Linked DNA regions of Mus musculus: region 2 is linked to region 1. Evidence: chromatin loops called from intact Hi-C (ENCODE). Cell type or tissue: heart. All regions are shown on one strand.

What was found. Peaks named below come from ENCODE experiments on the same cell type or tissue, not always from the same donor. Only the 100,000 strongest peaks of a DNase experiment are listed, where the experiment ranks them.
Region 2: it touches region 1 in a loop (2.1-fold over the local background); 2 of 42 quality-filtered maps call a loop at or near these places.

The regions. Positions count from the first base shown.
Region 1 is chr2:93,618,610-93,621,109 of GRCm38, forward strand. No RefSeq gene overlaps it. Among named protein-coding and RNA genes, the nearest start is that of Alx4, 23 kb to the right of the region's middle. In heart, a CTCF peak has its summit at 992; a DNase peak (open chromatin) is centred at 1,062; H3K27ac peaks cover 651 bases; H3K27me3 peaks cover 460 bases.
Region 2 is chr2:93,566,812-93,569,311 of GRCm38, forward strand. No RefSeq gene overlaps it. Among named protein-coding and RNA genes, the nearest start is that of Gm33061, 12 kb to the right of the region's middle. In heart, no CTCF peak of the experiment used is centred here; a DNase peak (open chromatin) is centred at 1,130; H3K27ac peaks cover 1,053 bases.

The sequences.
Region 1 (2,500 bases):
AGAAAAACAAAGGAGGGATGGATGGATTCTAAGCCGCCCCGCGCTGGCTGCTAGCACAGCACACACACCACGGCGACCTCCTTCCTTCCCTGCCCCAGGGACAATTACTCTCTTAATAATAAATAGGGAAAACGTAAAATGTTTTCTTTAAATTAAAAATCGAAACGAATTGTTTTAATGAATATCTCTGGTTATGAGGGTAACACACGCCTTCGTGTGTATACTTTCTGAAGAAAAATTTCCTGTGCGGTTTTCCCTCTGAGATCAAAAGGAACTAATTAACTTTTCTATAAGGTAAACAAAACCTTAACTTGAAATATCCCCATGAAGTATGTGGGAAGTGAGCTTTTGGGTGTGTGGAATAGGGGAGGGGAGGGGGGAGAAATACCAACCCAACAAGAGGGAGCAAGGGTTTAGTTTTCTATTCAAATCTTCTCTCGAATAGGCGACACTGGAGAGTCCTACCCCGCCCCCCCAGTCAATCTTCTTCATTCTCCCCTTTCCCAAAGTGATATTTAAATCAAAAGCAGAAACATTGCCAAGTTCAAACCCAAAGTCATATTAATAGGGCATTATTCTGCAACTAGCAAACGTCTTCTTTTCTGAGTCCCTTTAAGAAGAGCTGTGTGGATGTGTGTGGATGAGCTTAGGGAAGAGTGTGGGAAAGGAAAGGATCTGGGAGGGAGGAGGGAGAAGATTTTTAAGAGGGCAGACAGCAGCTATCCCACCCCCAGCCCAAGTTACTAGGGTCAAGGGGCCAGCCACCGGTCCAGCCCCAGGACTTGGCTCATTTTTTCAGGTTTCTGGGACCAATGCCCAGAAGAGGAAGCAACCTCCAGGGGTGGTGAGGGTCTTGGGGGCTGTGCTTCTCTGGACTGCTGACCCTTGGGTGGGGAGGCACAGAGAGCCCTGCCTGTCCCCTCCCAGAAGGAGCAGCTGCCACCAAGACCAGTCCCTCCCAGGACAGGGAGTTCTTGGCCTGTTGGGGCAGCAGTGCGGCATGAGGCCAGGGCCCTCTCACAGGGCCTCTTCTGCCCCAGCCAATGTGGACAGGCTATCCGCCTAGGCGATAGAGGTGGGAGGAGGAGGGCAGCTGGTACACAGGAGAGGCTCCCAGACCAGGACACAGAAGCAGGGCACCGTTATAGGACCAGACACCCTGCCCACACTCTGCCTGCCCTCAGTCTCCAGCCCCCTGTTCTCCTCAAAGCACAGCCTGGCAGATAGTCTCTGAGGGCACAGCACTACTAATAGCAGCTGATAAGGATTTGACGTCCCGGGATGCCAGGCTCTGTACTTGCTGAGAGCATAATCACATTGGGTGCTGCTATTAACTACATTTAGAGAAAACTGAGGCAGAGAGTCGAAACAATCTACCCAAGAGTACCCAGGTGCTCACGGGCAAGGTCACTAAGCTACTAATCTGTCAAGGAAGAACAAGTGAGATCTTTGAGAGTCTCAGCTCACCCCAGTGACACAGGCTGGCCTGCTTAAATGCTCCAACTGCTTCAGGCCTGAGCTGTATTGTGGTGAGACGCAGATAAAGAAACGGAGTGAGTTCAAGTGCTCTCCCAGCCAACACCCAAGCCTGCGACTATTCTACAAGTCTGTCGCCTACTGGGGACCAGAGGTTCCCCTACAAATCATCTGTCTCAGTCATGTGGCATTCAAAGGCTGTCTTAAGAAGGATAGAAGGGCAGGCTTGTATTGACAATGCACATCGCTAGTATCCATGTCGCCAGTACCCTTGAAAGAGGCCCTGACCAACTCCATCCTGGACAGTATGCCAAGCACAATGCAAAAACAAAAACAAAATTTGAATGCCCTAAATTGATCCCGTTTGCTTTGGATGATAATTAAGTCTTCACAAGAAAAGAAGGGAGGGTGGACTTAGCAATAATTACTATGCTAGATTCAGGAGCGAGCCCAGCAGTGGTTTCCCCTGGAGCCCATATCACCACATCCTGGCTGTGTGAGCGTGAGCAGGTTGCTTCATCTCTCTGATTTGTTTGTTCGTCTGTTAAAAGAGACAATACCAGCCACCTCTGATGAAATAAAGTATGCTCAGATCCTGGTGGTCAGTCCTCAAAGACATTTAAAAACAAAAACAAAAACAAAAAAACTGTCTAATCCCCTCTGCCCTAACTCTTAACTGCCTCCCATTGATTGACTTCATTGTTTAAGCTTTCTCTTATCAGAAATACTTAATTATTATAAGAATCGTTGCAGACAAATCCCATGCATTTTTGGATAATCTGGGCTTCCCCTGCTTCATGCTGCTTGCAAACTCTGTCTCCTAAGACCTGGCCTTGGCTTTGTTATTCTAGTGGAAAATTCCCTGCACACAGAGACAACAACTGTTCCCACAAAGGGCTCTGTCCTGAGGTCCCCACATGGTCAATTCTGTCAGCAGACACTTGCTGAGAGCCCGCTGCTTGCTCGTTACTGAGCAGATGCTGGGAAGCCAGGTGTGAAGGAGGCAAGGAGGCATGTTCTTGAG
Region 2 (2,500 bases), 52 kb before region 1:
TACTCCATGCTAGTGAAGTCCTGGTGATTGGAGGAGAATCTGCAACCACTAATTTATTAAACCAGAATATCTCCTAGCGATCATTCATAAACCTTTGTCCTTATACCCATAGGTATGTGTAACCAATAGATAAGGACCACTACCAAAAATACAACCAATGGTGTATCCCAACAGATACATCTACAAGATTCCCCTATACCTAAGATTCAGGGACCATTGTGGAAGAGGGGGGGAGGATCAGAGAGTTTGCTGTGAGATTGTGTCTCCTGGTAACATCAGAATCTCCACCCATCAAGTCTCAACACTATGACTGCCCACATGTGAGCTGAACAAGGAAGACGCCCATGGGCATAGCAGTCTGCACAGGAGAAGATCCCACAAGACCTCAACCTCACACAAAGAAAGAACTACAGGCAACTGAGCAAAGCCAGGATCAGGAGAGATGGCCCTCCCCAGGGAAACACAGCAACTGGCTGTCCAGTACCAAACCCTGTACCAGTACCCCTGAGAAAATACAGACAAATAATGTAAAAGGACTGAACAGGTTATATTTGGGATATGCATGTGTGTGTGTGTGTGTGTGTTCATACACACACATAAATATATGTATGTAATAACAATTGATGACAGAAGGAGACTGGGGAGCCGTATACGGGAGGGCTTCAGAGAAAGAGAGGGAAAGCAGAAAGGTTGTGATTAAGCAATCTCAAAAACAAACAAACAAACAAACAAATGAACAAGGAATAATTCAGGGCCCATATCCTCAACGATTCTTTTCCTCGGGCCTCCTTCCCCTCTCCCTCATGCTTACCCCCATGTGCTTTCTACTTGTGAGCTTTGGGGCAGTGGGAGCTGCTGTCTGTCCCTGACCTTCCTGGTAACAGTAATAATTAGGAACAGCCCAGAGACCTCTCCCCAGCTCCTGCATCCCAAGGGGGCTGGGGCTGGGGGAGGGGCTGGGAGCCATGAGGCTAGAACAAAGGGCTGAAGTGAACAGGCAGAAGATGAAGCAACGAGGCCCCAGAAGGCCCAGACCCAGCCTTGATGTCCCAGCATGGGGTTTGGCCTCCCAGCTGTGGTCAAGGGGCGGGTGCCAGACGGGCACGGCTTGCTCCGGTGAGAGCCAGCAGCTGCCAGCCAACTTTCCGTGACATCAGAGCCCCGTTGAGCCAGGCCTGTGGGGGTGGGGAGGTAGCTCCACACCCTGGTTCCTCCAGCCTGAGAACCCTGGGCTAGGGTGAGATGACCCTGGGTGGGGGGAGCATGTCCTTATGGATACCCACCACCAACCCAAAAACAGCCACTCACTCTGATTATTAAAGGGGCAAATAGCTCCAACTTCCAACAGTGGAGGAATGGCTGGGTTATTCTGTATTCGCCTGTGTGGTGGATCATCCTCCCGTGATGCTCACAAGCTCTTAACAGAGACTCCAATGTTATGTGAAGGGTGAGCTACGCAGAGAGGGTGGACACGTAAAATCTCATGCACCCATAATTCAGACTCAGCTTGCAAGTGAGTTGCTTTAAGAACCCTTCAAGGAAGTTATCCATGCCTGTGCTTTCTGACCTGGCTGCCCCTCCAGCCCCACCTCTCCCAATTCCGTACAGCCAAAAAGGCCGATATTACAAGCTGAACATGCTGTGGACTCCTGTTCGTCTGGTTATCTTACTTCTGGAAGCTGCCACTTGCTCTTACACACTCCGTCTCCGTCACCCTTCAGGCTGGACAGAAGTGGAACTTTCTCATGTTCCTAGGGCTCATCACAGCACTATGATCCAAGGCAGGATTTGAACTCACGGCCACAAAGCTGCAGAGTCATATTCTTTGTATGCTTGAACTCGGGTTCTCAGGCTTGGTGGCAAACGAGTCAACTTGTCACCCAAAGCCCACATTCTTAACCACTTCTACAAGAACATGGGAACAAGAGAGATGGGCAGAAAACAACGGTGGCCTGGACTCAGGGGACTCTGGGGGATGGGAGGAGGCTTAATGATCTTATTGTTTTCTTTAGCTCTTCCAGCTTTTCTCCAATGCACATGTATTTGATTTACAATCAGAGAAAACAAACAATACAATTTTTTTTAAATAAAAGGTCAGCAAGCAGCCCTGATGGAACTCATGTTCTCCCAGAACCCCAGCAGCCCCCTACCCCCACGTACGAGAAGCCAGTGGCCAAGCCCACCCATCTTTTGGCTGCCCAAGAGATGGCTCTATTCCATTCTCAGAAGCCCTCGCTGGCAAGGAGGGAATCCTGGGCCACCTGCAGCCCCCCCTCTCCCCGGCTGTTTCTCAAATGGAAATAGAGAGCAGGCCTTCCAGATCACCTCTGCTGTCTCCACGCCAGCTCTCCACCCAGCCCAGTCTCACTCCCTATGACTCCCCAGACCTGAGACCAGCCGCACAGCCCACCCCAAAGAGCTTCGCGTGATTCCATTTTGCATTATGCATCCCAAATGCTCTGCTTCTCACTGGCGAGGCTTGCAGCAAATTCCCACTGGT